Linked DNA regions of Homo sapiens: all the other regions are linked to region 3. The links are chromatin contacts, found by Hi-C in ENCODE. All regions are on one chromosome and are shown on one strand. The core of a region is the stretch at or near the end of the contact, and the rest is flanking DNA. Distances in the headings are between cores, read along the strand shown.

Evidence for each region. Hi-C counts contacts between places; a loop is a spot of excess contacts on that map. Pooled maps may share reads with other maps.
Region 1: a loop to region 3 is called in a map with no recorded cell type, with 11 times the contacts of the local background. The contact joins two enhancer-like sites. A Hi-C loop is called at or near these places in 2 of 37 single-sample maps with no recorded cell type and 5 of 50 pooled maps.
Region 2: a loop to region 3 is called in a pooled map, with 4 times the contacts of the local background. The contact joins two enhancer-like sites. A Hi-C loop is called at or near these places in 2 of 50 pooled maps.

The regions. Positions count from the first base shown.
Region 1 is chr2:8,405,991-8,410,333 of GRCh38, forward strand. No RefSeq gene overlaps it. Among named protein-coding and RNA genes, the nearest start is that of LINC00299, 80 kb to the left of the region's middle. Within about 2 kb of position 2,926, at least 6 of the 41 ENCODE cell types and tissues checked have a DNase peak (open chromatin) inside an H3K27ac peak, as active enhancers do.
Region 2 is chr2:8,802,225-8,806,611 of GRCh38, forward strand. KIDINS220 (kinase D interacting substrate 220) reads right to left here. Exons shown (of 30, transcript NM_020738.4): 7 at 4,047-4,145; 8 at 706-903. Among named protein-coding and RNA genes, the nearest start is that of KIDINS220, 33 kb to the right of the region's middle. RefSeq lists an enhancer at 1,633-1,682. Within about 2 kb of position 1,912, at least 11 of the 41 ENCODE cell types and tissues checked have a DNase peak (open chromatin) inside an H3K27ac peak, as active enhancers do.
Region 3 is chr2:6,907,239-6,911,816 of GRCh38, forward strand. No RefSeq gene overlaps it. Among named protein-coding and RNA genes, the nearest start is that of RNF144A, 7.9 kb to the right of the region's middle. RefSeq lists enhancers at 2,518-2,567, 2,698-2,827. Within about 2 kb of position 2,678, at least 5 of the 41 ENCODE cell types and tissues checked have a DNase peak (open chromatin) inside an H3K27ac peak, as active enhancers do.

The DNA.
Region 1 (4,343 bases), core at 1,676-4,175, 1.5 Mb after region 3:
GTGGGACTGTGTTTCAAAAAATAAACAAACAAAAGAAATATATACATATATATGTCATAAGGCTTATTGCTTCTTCTCTAAAGGAAGAAGATAAATTGATTTGAAGTTTCATTAAGTGAGGCATATGGGAGAATTCGCTACATAAGGAAGCAGGAAAAGGAGTCCATTTCCTTAAAGTTACTTTTTAGAAGCAGGCAGGCTTCTCTCACACATCTGAGACAACCTGGCATCCAGGCATCCTGTGATCTTTCTAAATTTGGTCTCACCTAGATTTTATTAGAGAATTGATCTAAGCAATACACTTTTGGGTCTGTTTTTTTAACTGACAAAAGTTGTCTATGCCTTATATTTATATTTTATTTATATTTTTCACAACATCATATGTGTATATTGTAAAATGGCTAAGTTGAGCTAGTTAACATATGCAATACATCTCACATACTTCTCATTTTTGTGGTAAGAACACTTAGATATGGCCTATTAGTAAGATAACATAGTTATTGGTCTATGTAAGAAGCTAAAATCCTCGGGCCAGGCGCAGTGGCTCACGCCTGTAATCCTAGCACTTTGGGAGGCCGAGGCAGGTGGATTGCCTGAGCTCAGGAGTTCAAAACCAGCCTGGGGAACACGGTGAAACCCCGTTTCTACTAAAATACGAAAAAATTAGCCAGGCATGGCAGCATGCGCCTGTAATCACAGCTACTTGGGAGGCTGAGGCAGGAGAATCACTTGAACCTGGGAGGCAGCGGTTGCAGTGAGCTGAGATTGCGCCATTGCACTCCAGCCTGGGTGACAGAGCAAGACTCCATCTCAGGGGAAAAAAAAAAAAAGATAAAGCTAAAATCCCCAATAAAGGAATCCTTGCTCGAAATTAGAAAATATTTTATTTAAAAATTATGCTTAAAAAAATCCCAATTAAAATGATGCCATTAGCACTGTCCACCCTCAACACACACACAAATTAATTTTAAAAATAAAGCTTATTTCTAAATCCTTACACAAAAGAACTGATTTTAAATGACACGCAGTTGGTAGCAGATCTGAACCACACAGAGCCCCAGCTTGGTGCTCCGTCTCCCCGGCCATGTGAGGACACAGCCCTCTTGAACTTCTAAACTGCCCCTCAGGAAGCAGAGCAGCATGGAAACGGTGTGAAAACCAAGCCAGCCTTTCCATTCACCAGGGGTTTTCATTCCTATTCCATATACTGGACAAAGTCACCCACAGAGCAGCTGAATTACTTCCTGGTCTTTCTTGAAGTATTTCAGTTCTCAGGCAGACCCGGGGCATACAAAGTTGTGTCCAAAATCATCACTCTACCTCCAGGTTTCTCTGTAACCAGCAATTTACTAAAAGTACTTCCTGGGCCTCAAGGTGGGAACTTTATGAGCTTCAGATTCTGTACCTTCCAGTCTAACCAAAGTTATACGTGATCATTAATTTCATGTTTCAACTTGACTGGGCTACAAGATACCCAGATAGTTGGTAAAACAGTATTTCTGGGTTGCCTGGTACAGCGTTTCCAGAAGAGATTAGCATTTGAATCAGTGTACTGAGTAAGGAACACCAATCCTCATCAATGTGAGTGTCATCATCTATCCAATGAATAGAGTAAAAGGTGAAGGAAGGGTGAGTTCACTCCCTCTGCTTGAGCTGGGACATCCTTCTACTCTTGCCTCCTGACATTGAAACTTCTCGTTCTCTGGCCTTCAGACTTGAACTAAATTCCCCACCAGCTTTCATGGTTCCCCAGCTTGCAAAGGGCAGGTCACAGGACGTCTGGACCTCCACAACCCTGGGAGCCATTAACATTGTAAACCTCCCACGTGTCTATCTCTATATGTCCTACAGGTTACGTTTCGCTTAGAGAACCCTGACTAATACTGTATACTTCCCAATGCCTACTTTAATCCTCAAAAGAAAGCTGAATCTGATTCACACAGTTTTATTCAATAAAGATCTCGATGACAATGTCAATTCAGGTGATTGGAACAGTTAAAACTGAGCCAAAATGCTGTGTGACACTAAAAATCCAGAAAAATTTACAGAAAAAAAGTTATTTGTTATTATTTATTTATATTTATTTTATTTTATTTTTGAGATGGAGTATCACTTCCATTGCACAGCTGGAGTGCAGTGGCACAATCTCCGCTCACCGCAACCTCCACCTCCTGGGTTCAAGCGATTCTCCTTCCTCAACCTCCCCAATAGCTGGGATTACAGGCTTGTGCCACCACGCCCAGCTAATTTTTTTGTATTTTTAGTAGAGACAGGGTTTCACCATGTTGGCCAGGCTGGTCTCAAACTCCTGACCTCAGGTGATCCACCCACCTCAGCTTCTCAAAGTGCTAGGATTACAGCTGTGAGCCACTGCGCCCGACCAGCAAAAAGTTATTCTTACTCTGTTTTTCAATGCTACTCTATACCAAGCTGTAATGGGTATACATACATAGATTATAAAGCAATGAGACCCCTTGTTTATGTCCCACAGTGATGCCCAAGTTATCTGCGATATGCTATATTCATTGGTTAATGTGAGTACTTGGGGAGTTTCTAATATAACCTTTAATGTGTGTGAACAAATTGCCAATAAATCCCAGAATAGACTTTAAGAAGTCAGCATGATTTTTCCCTGTTAGATATCATCTTTAAAAAGGGTAGGAGAAAGTTGTCTGGAAAAAAAAAAAAAAAAAAACTTCAGCATGTAAATTAATTTTAAAATGGGCATGGTAGTTTTACATTTTGAAGATAAGAAGATTAACCAGAAGGAACTGAGAGAGAAAATTATCAAACCTGAATGGGGAAAAATGCCTGAAAAAATATAGCTGTGAAGAGAGCTGAGTCATTTGTGATAGAATTTTAAGGCCCTGCAAAAGTCCCGAACATGGTCACAAGTGGTTTACATAAATCCATGTGCCCTCTTCTTCGAGCCAATCAACTGCTCTCCAGCCCTGCGGCGAGTGGCATCGCTAGGATGAGTCAATGACACTGTCACACAGTAGAAAACACAGCCTCCTTCCATCTCCATGATGTGCTTTCTCACAACTTCATTAAACTGAACCAGAAATCACATCAGACAACATGGAAGAGTCATGGGATGACTTTTGACATGAGATTGAGAGACAGGTGGGTGAGACTTCAAGAAAAATGACACAAAGATAAGACAGTTTCAGATTCAAGATGATCTTACACTTCTGAAAACCCAAACATCAACGTCTTAGGGCCAGAAAGTAAAACTTCTAATGAATAGGATGTGAAAGTCGCCAGGCAGACTCCTTGCATTTCACCATGACACTAAATGAAAGCACAGAAAGTCCAGAAGCTAAATGAATGTGTAAGATTTCTCAGACAAGATCTCTGGGGTCGCTCTAATTATAACACCCAAATGTTGTTAGCAACAATAGAAAGAGCAATTTAGATATGTGATTTGGTGATTGTTTAAAATACATTTGGGGCTCTTTTGAGAGTTCTGAAATTTCCATAGCAGCTGCGTACTTCAGACCTGGTGGCATTTGGGGAAACACTTGTCAAATCCATACTTGGAGCCCAGGCTGCCTGGTGAAAACGGATTTTTTTCCCTATTGTTAAGTGAAAATTCCATGAGCAAAATATTCTTACATTGTGCCCAGTAGAAATGTACCTTTCCACTGAAAATATTACCCTAATGAGCTTGCTTGTAATGTTCACACTGGAAATAACAGAAACATGCAGGCCCTCCCTGTCTTTTTCTCTTCTATGACCTTCTCCTCCACTTTACTGACAGAGTATGAGTAAGCTGGCAGAAAATCAACAGGGACAAAGGGAACTACTGGCCTCTTGGTTACAGAGGGCCCTTTCGATACCATCCTACATCTACAATACACCACCAGTTTCCTCCTCCATGATGTGACGTTCTTTAAGGAATAGTTTAGAAGGGCCTGACTTAGAACTATGCCAACAGCTCTTGGCACCACTTATTTGCAGACTCTGGCCCAACTGGCTGAAATCAGTCTTTGCTAATTTATCAGCCAGCACAGGTCTCAGCTGCAGTTTTCAGCTTTGATCAAAGCTGAAGCCCATATCATCGTAACATCATGTGTGAGTCTGGGTCTGGATCAGCAGTGGCTGGGAAGACTAAGGAGAAGCACAGAAGGGACCCAGAGTATGGCTGGGCCACCTGCTCCCCTCATTAGGATGGGATGAAATAGTGCAGCTGATTGGCCCAGGGAGAAGGGGGTGTGGGCTGGAGATGGAACAGAGGAGGGTTAGAGAGGGGCTCCCAGGAGGCTGGAATTCTATCTCACCGGCTGCCATCTATTAACCTTGACTAAAGACCTGGCACTGGCCTTGGCACTTACAGATGG
Region 2 (4,387 bases), core at 662-3,161, 1.9 Mb after region 3:
ATGACTTTAAACAAAGAAGTACACACGAGATTTATTGTTTTAAAGATCACTCCAAGATCAGAGTGGAGAACCCAGTTGCAAAGCTACTGCTTTGACAGTAGCACCACCAGAGACAGTGGCTTCAGCTGGGAAGTGATAGTGGAATGAAGACAAGTGGACAGATAAAGGATTTGTTTTGGAGTAAAGTCAACAAAGCCTGCTGGAGGGCAGATGAGGAAAAGAGAGAAATCAAGGCTAATGCACAGGATTTGGGGCTTCAACAAGAGGCTGAATGATGGTACCACTTGCTGAGATGGAGAATGAGGGAAAGCAGGTTTGGGGTGAAAAAAGCAAGGCATCTGTTTTATTGTAAGTTTAAGAGGCCAATTAGACATTCAAGTGGAGCGTTCAGGTAGAGGTGGATCAGTAAGTGTGAGCTCAAAGAAGTTAGGGCACAAGAAAGCACACCTACAGTGACACATCAAGGTCAGTCACAGACTAATAGCACATGTGACATTTTCAATAACAACATTATTTGACAAAAATTAAAAAGGACATTTTTCAGAACTATTGAACAGTTTTTAACTTACTAGTTTCAAAGGCAGAAATAAACTTATTTTAAAACAAGTTTATGTCATGCATGAGAATCTTGAAAGGTAATAAGACACTAAGGTCACCTTTCATCCACTTCACCACTAGGAGACAAATGTGAAATAGATGACCTACCCTGTCAGGTATGTTCACATATGTTCCAGCGTCGAGCAGATCCTGCACAATCTCCGTATGTCCCTCCTTTGATGCAATCATCAAAGCTGTATTTCCATCTTTATCTGTTAAGTTTACATTTGGATTCCTCTTCAAAATTTCTTTTACTGACTGTGTGTAACCTCCTTTCACTGCCACAATAAGTGCAGTCATTGAATTCTAAAAACAACAACAACAAAAACAAAACAAAACGCAAGCCCAAGAAATTAATGTATTCTAGAAAATATATGATTTATGCCATAATCATAAAACTAATGTTTTCAAATAGGTGGCCTATTATTGTCATTTCCAATAGTAAAATGCCAAAATAAATAGCAAGAAACATACCAAAAATGGCTAGGAGGTATCTTTTGTTTTTGAAAATACATTAATGATCTTCAGTCATTAGAGCTATTATGAAGTTCAGTTATTTAAATGATAATCTGAAATTGGACTCATTTACAATAAACTAACTCAGTAATGAAGGATAAAATAGTTGGCAGGGTGACTATTTTAACACCTATATAGAATGTGTTTATATATAAACACATTCTAAATTAAATAATCCAAAGTCAGGTGAATCAGACTTCAAGAATTCTTTATAATAAAACCCATAAAAAACACTAAAGTAAACAATGAATTAATAGCCATGAGCTATTTCAAGAAAAGTGTAATATACTGTTTGGCTTTCATAGTAACCTAGAAACTACATTTTCAAAACCTGTCTTATTTTAAGTAATTCTTTTAAAAATTGCACATCTATTTTATAACAATAAATCAGGCCAGGTACGATGACCCACACCTATAATCCCAAAGCTTAAGGAGGCCAAGGCAGGAGGATCATTTGAGGCCAGGAGTTCAAGACCAGCCTAGGCAACATATGAGACTCTGTCTCTAAATAAACAAACAATAAATCAACTAAGAGAAGAATGTGACTCACTACCAGAAGTAGTATTAAAACTGCTTCTTGAGATGTTCATCTACTTCAAGCTGTCATACAATTTCCCTATAGAAATATTTTGGGTCAGCCCCCAAAATTGAGCTGTCATTCTCCCACATATTAAAATAACACAGCCTTTTCAAATTCTTGAGCCATCAATCATCACAGAAACAAGCCACTTGTTCACTTGACCAACTGTCCAGAGGAGGCAGGTGGAAGGTATGTCATCTGCAGCTGCCTACGGACTATGCTGCCTCCACCAGCACAAAAACAGGGCCTACGCCTTGAAGGTTTGCAATGAGTCAGCTCCTGCCAGTATGCAAACAGGAGGAACTGGTTGATAGTGTGCCAAAAAGTATGACATAAAGAGTTTACTCTTGTTTCACTATGACCCAAGATCTGGTACTGTCTCTTCTCAGAATCCTTTATGATCCACTCATGTAACATACTAATTCTATAAATAGCAGTCTGTATTATTTTAACTGTTTCTTATGCATAAATATTGTTTCTTTTAACCATATTCTTATAGGCTCAAGGGAAAAGTGATATCAGGCTTCTTCACCTCTCCAACACAACTGGCACAGGCTGGGGAATGAGGAATTAAAAATTGCTAATCAGTAAGATGTATCTAACCAGTTTTTAAGCTTTCTGGCTTCTGACAGCTGATTTCTGATTTTTAAAAATCTGTTCATTGAAGAGGGAAAATAAGGCACAGCTAAAAATATCCCAAAAATTACAATATTACTTTAAATTTTATAAGAAAAATATTTTAATGCAGCACAATGTTTTCCCCAATATTAAAAACCATTTGATTTGAACAGTTTATTAAACAATTTGTACTACGTATAGGAAAAAACAAACTCCATTTCACATAAATTCTTACAACACTAAATACTTCTATGACCAGATGTGTGGGGTTTTTCCACATCCATCAAGCAATCAATTCTGCAGCAGACACCAGCTGGGTATTCTCCAACTCAATTCTGACACTACCTACCTGGAGGTAGCATCAGACCCCACAGGCAAGTGTTCGGTGCCCAAGACTGCCCCCGCTTCCCATGCCAATGAAAGCTCAGGTTGTCTGACTGGCTGTAAATTGGAGCTCCCACAACCCCCTCCTTGGCTTTGATTGATTTGCTAGAGCAGTTCACACAGTTCAGGGAAGTACTATTTACCAGTTTCCATAAGGGATATTTTAAAGGATAGAAATGAGCAGGCAGATGAAGATACACATAGGATGAGGTCTGAAAGGGTCCTGAGCACAGGAGCTTCTGTCCCCATGGAGCTGCGCTATGCCACCCTCCCAGTACGGGGATGTGTTCTTGGCCATCTTCCTGGAAGCCCCCTGAACTCAGTCCTTTTGGGTTTTTATGTGGGCTTCATTATGAAGGCATGATTTATTAAATCATTGGTCAATGATGATCAATGCAATCTTTAGCTCCTCTCCCCTCCCCAGAGGTGGTGGGTTAGGGCTGTGAGTTCCAACCCTCTGAGCACATGGTTGGTGTCCCTGGCAACCAGCACCTCAACCAGTGGGGTTATCTAGAAACTTTCCAAAAATAACCTCATTAACATAAGCTCAAGTGTGGTTAAAAGGGGCTTATGATAAGTAACAAAAGACTATATTTCATCTTTATCACTCTGGAACTGATCCAGAGCTGTTTCAAGAACCCAGGACAAAAGGCCAAATATAACCAAAGATACTCTTATTGCTGTAGTCACTTATGAAATTACACAGGTTATAGGAGCAGTCAGCCAGGAACCACGGACAAAAACCAAAATATGCACAGCACATTTTGATTAATGACAGATGGCATATATGACATAAGTTCCATAAGATTATGATACTGGACTTTCATTGTACTTTTTCTGTGTTTAGGTATGTTTAGATAAAGAAATACCATTGTCTCCCAACTGCCTGCAGTATTCAGTACGGTAACACACTGCACAGGCCTAGAAGCAACAGGCCATACCATAGAGCCTAGGAACGGAGTAGGCTATACCAGCCAGATGTGTGTAAGTGCACTCTATGATGTTCCCACAATGGCAAAATCACCGATGACACATTTCTTAGAACGTATCCCTGTCATTAAGCGACACATAACTCTCTATATATCACACTAGGATCACTGAAAGCTATTCTTTATACTTTTAGCCTCCCCAGTTGTGTGTGCATTAGCAACAGATCCTTAAAAGCATCTATTTATAGTATATATGTTTATAATATAACATTCTTAGAGTAACAGGAAATGCTTGTTTTCCTGTTACTATCATTTTAGAACTAGAGGGAAATTTCTCTAGGCATACACTAAAGAAATAAATTCTCTCTCTTAAAATAAAAAACATGTTTCTATTGCCAAGCATTAAAATATAAGATACTTACAGCTCCTTCTTGATCCACATCAGCTCCCATGGCCAATAAATGTTTCACACATTCCAAATGACCCTTTCGTGCAGCCCAAACTAAAGGGGTGGTTCCATACTATTAAAACAAACAATAAATTTAAAATTATTATAAAAAGTATACTCAAAGAAACTAGCTCTTAACATGAATTTTAATAAAAATCTTACTTTTTATCATTCTCATAAAACTGTATACATTTATCGTAATTGTAATCTTAGATAAATCCTATTTCTCCCATTTTATTTCTCCTGAGTAGATTAACCAGTCCATGAAATGTCTTTTAACCAACCTTATTTAACCTTTTCTTGAGACAGAGTCTC
Region 3 (4,578 bases), core at 1,428-3,927:
GGAGAGGGAAAAGCAGGGAACAGAGAGCAAACTTAAGCTATTTCCTACCTATTTGCCTACCACAACCTGGTGATGCCTGGCAAGATCCTTGTAGTTGAAAGATTTAATTCAGGAACAGCTTGGTGCATATCTACTGTGTGGTGAGACCTGTGCCAGACGCTATGGGGAATATCCAAGAAGAAGAGTCAGGCTTTTCATCTTTGAGAAATTTACAAATGTTAGGACAAGAGTTAGACACACGAGAGAGTTAAACAACTGAGTAAGAGAGGCAAAGCAGTGATAGAAAAGGCACCTGCCGTGGGACAGCCTGGCTTGAGCTGCAGTACCGTGTTTGATTAAGGGTGCGATACTTAGGTTCACAAAGGCCCAGTTTCCTCATCAGCAAAATGAGGGATCAATGCAGATTAGTGTAAGGACTTGAGTTAATTATACAAACAGCTCTTGGTGGCCTCTGGTAACTACTAACAGTTACCAATGAGTTCACATCATGTGAAAGCCATCCTTCATAATCTGAGGTAATGCAGGACAAAATAGATAAAAACTCATGGCACAGTTTGAAGTCCTGATAATTGTCATGAGCAAAAAGAGAGGACATTTGGGTTTTGGGGAAGAACACCTTAGAGAACAGGAGGCTTAAGACGGCTGCCCGTTAGTTAACTTACTCATTTAGTATGCACCTATGATGTATCAGCTTTTATAGCAAGTGCTAAAAACACAAAAATGAGCATAAGATTGTTTTGTCGCTAAGGTGCTCAAAGTTTAGTGGAGAAGGCAGTCTTGTAAACGAATAGGTAAAATAAGTGTTGAAGGATGGTAGAAGTAGCAACAAAGTTTTAACACACACACACACACACAAAACATGGAGGACTCTGGTGGTCTTTCATTCTACATCTTAATGGGAATATTGAGATGAGCGCTTCGCCAGAGCTCAGGTCTGAAAAATCCGGTAGAACATAAACTTCTAAAAATGTTCTGACTACTCATCCATAAAAAAAGAATGAATTAACGGCATTTGCAGCAACTTGAATGAGATTGGAGACTATTATTCTAAGTGAAGTAACTCAGGAATGGAAAACCAAAGGTTGTATGTTATCATACTTAAGTGGGAGCTAAGCTATCAGGATGCAAAGGCATAAGAATGACACAGTGGGCCTTGGGGACTCAGTAGGAAAGGGTGGGATGTGGGTGAGGGATAAAAGACTACAAATTGGGTGCAGTGTATACTGCTCGGGTGATGGGTGCCAAAGTTTCACAAATCACCACTACAGAATTTACTCATGTAGCCAAACACCACATGTTCCCCAATAACCTATGGAAACAAAAAACAAAACAAAAAAATGCTCTGCTCTGTTTTGTGAGGGGTCCAATGTCGGCCTTCAAGTGGCCTCAAAAATCAGAAATACAGACATGTGTGAAGCAACTTGATATAAGACAGCACAGGGTGGTGGGAGCCAGGGTGAGCTAGAGAACATACTCCTCTTAGAGGTGTTCAAGTTTTATAAAACATGACACTCCCCAAATGAAATACCCCTGAAGATCTGACTTGTCTTATCAGATGCCTGTTTTCAAATTCAAGTCACAGTGCCACCATGACTATCCCTAATTTATTCAGTGGTATATCAGGCATTAGCTATTCACTGAAAACTGGTAACCTTAATCACTGTTCCTTGAAGGAAATATTTTTACTCCCTGTTGTAAAGACTTTGAATAGTTATTCATACCCCCTTCTGTGAACATGAGAAAATTATACTTTCTCACCCTCTTTCAGTTAAGCAAAGCTACTAATTCCGGCCAATTATGAGTGCATTTAACTGCTAGTACAAGGCTGTACAACATTTGCTTTTGGGTCCACAGTGATTACAGAGGAGGCCTCATGTTGAGATGGCTGAGTCTAAAAACAGGCAACCTTGATCTTGTGTGCTTATTGGGAGGATAGTATTGGAGAGACAAATACGGTCACAGCAAACTGCATATATGGGACAGTTCACATTTTGAGATTACTTGTTACTGTAACACAGATTAGCCCGTCCTAACCAAAATGATCCCATAACAAATAACATTCAGATTGTCTAAGGCTAATGATGGAGATACAATTTCAATAGGGGTTAAGGCATTGGACTTCATAGTCCCATTTCACAATATTGACCAAGATTTACATTCTCCCTGGGGGTGGCTCTACAACTGATGGAATCACAATACTCTCGGTCTTGGGGGAATGCGCCATTGCCTCCTACCACTGGACACACAATTCTTCTCTTAACTTAAACTATATGGTCCTTAAGGGTAGAGCGCATATTTTAGCAGCTAAAAAGTTTTGAGCCCTGAAGTGGGCATGCCAAGTATGGTGTTAAGTGCTTTGCATAATTTTTATTTTAAATGCTCAGAGAAACCATAGAAGAGAAGTGTAATCATCCTTCATTTCATTGCTAAGGAAACTGGAGCTGAGGGAGTCTAACTGAAATGCATAGCTAGATCTTGATGAAACCTAAACTGACTTTGGCAGCAAAGCCCGAGCCAAGCTCAGGCAGAGGGCTTTGTCCTTCTTTCTTCCAAACTGCCTGGGACTCAGCTTCTGGGTTTCTGGGTTTTATTTGTTGTTGTTATTTGCTTGTTTCAATCTGTGAAGCCTGCTCTCCTCTTGATGATTAGAAACTGTGAGTGCATGTCTTCTTTAGAGGAAGTGGCTTGTGGTCTTGCCCTGTGATCCTCTGATAAGAATAGGTTCTCAGAAATACAACCCAATAGACCAAACTTTCACACGAAGATATGAAATGAGAGAAGAAGGAAGGAGAAGACAGACTGATAGAGTTCTTCATACACATGCAAGATGGGGAAAGGAAAAAGAGGAATTTGCATTCTTTCATTGGACTATTACATTCTTTCATGTCTAATGCCAAACATACAAATATGATAATATAATAAGAGAGTAACAAAAGTGGTGTGAGCACAGCTCAGCAGAAAGATTGGCTAACCCAGGGGAGTGACAGAAATGTTACTAGAGGTGTCAGTGGTGCACTGGAGTTTAAAATAGTAGGAGAAGTTTTCCAGGCCGTCAAGGTGTGGGGATTTGATGAGAGTGTTTGCGTTTGTTATTGTTGTTGATGGTGGTGGCGATGTGTGTGTGTGTGTGTGTGTGTGTGTGTGTGTAGAAAGAGAGAGAGAGAGGAGTTTTTAAGTACTGTATGTATTTTAAGGAGATTGAATAATCTAAGGTGAGGAGCATTTAAAATAATAGCAGAATAAAAGTTAAATACTTAGAAACATACAGCAATGAAACAAAATGACCTCTAAAGGGCCTTTTAAGTATGTTTCCATCCAGAAAGGGTCTCTATAGCCCCTATTTTTATTTTTTATTCCCATTATCCCCCAGAACTTTCCATTCTTAGGTGGCATCCAAGATTCTGTCCATTCCTGCTCAAGCCCACCTGCCACCTTTATCCATAACAGATAAACCTCCTGGTCCTACCAAGCCAGACAATCTATTGTCAGGAAAATGTTTTATGATTCTCTTCTTCTGCAATCTTGCTGGAGCTCACTTTCCCCATCTTACTGTCTCAGGTCAGGTTCCCTGGGAAACAGACTCTGAGATGGAGGTTGGTGGTTAAGAGATGCTTAGGAAGGGTTCCTGTAGAAGAATGAGGACACAGGGGAGCTGGGATGCATTTGCTGGGGAACTCTGGGGCTAGGGAGCCCTTCAGTGTTGTCCCAAGGTATGCCAAGCGATTCTCAGAAATACAACCCAATAGACCAAACTTTCACACAAAGATATGAAATGAGACATATGTTATGTCCCAGGCAAGCGGTTTTGGAAGGAGTTTTGCAGGAGGCAGCTACCTTTGGCCAAGATTGATTCCTGGGATGTGAGCCTTCCACAGCCAACAGTCCCAGCTCACGGGATAATGACTGCCTTGGTTCTGTAGGGAATCTTCATGAAGCATTCAAGCATCCACCTTGCGATATATCACCTGAGCCCTGTTCAGTAGGTGGAATAGCAAGTCCTGTTTCTCCCCCATAGCTCTTTATTTTAAACCTCACGTGTTACCATGTGGCAGCATCCACTAGGAATGAGCTGTGGGCACCTGAGTTGTTGCCCAGGACACAGACCTGGATTGTGTACTGTGTTCCCCTTGCACCTATCTGCTACCTGAATTTCTTCCAGGTTCCCATCTTTTCCTAGCTCTTGGCTATCTGCCTCAACTGTGCTCTCATGTCTAAGACTGAATGACTTACTCTGCCTACCTAGTATTGTACTTGGGCTCTCCTTCAAGACTCAAGTACCTGTGAATTACTGCTACTCAAAACCAGTTTACAGTGAATGTGTTAGCTTTAGTTGTTAGTTTAGGCAAGACCATGCTGGCATAACAAATAAACCCTAAAATTTCAATAGCTTAACACATGCAGGTTCATGTTCTCCTGAGGATCATCCTACCAGTGGGCAACCCACAGATCCAGCTGACTCCATTTGGTGGTCCCACCACCTCAATATGTGGCTCTGTTATCACTGGGATGGTGATGGGCAAGTTCAGTGTCATGAAGGTCTTTCTCATTGCCTTGGCTCAAAAGTGAGGCTTATGTCTA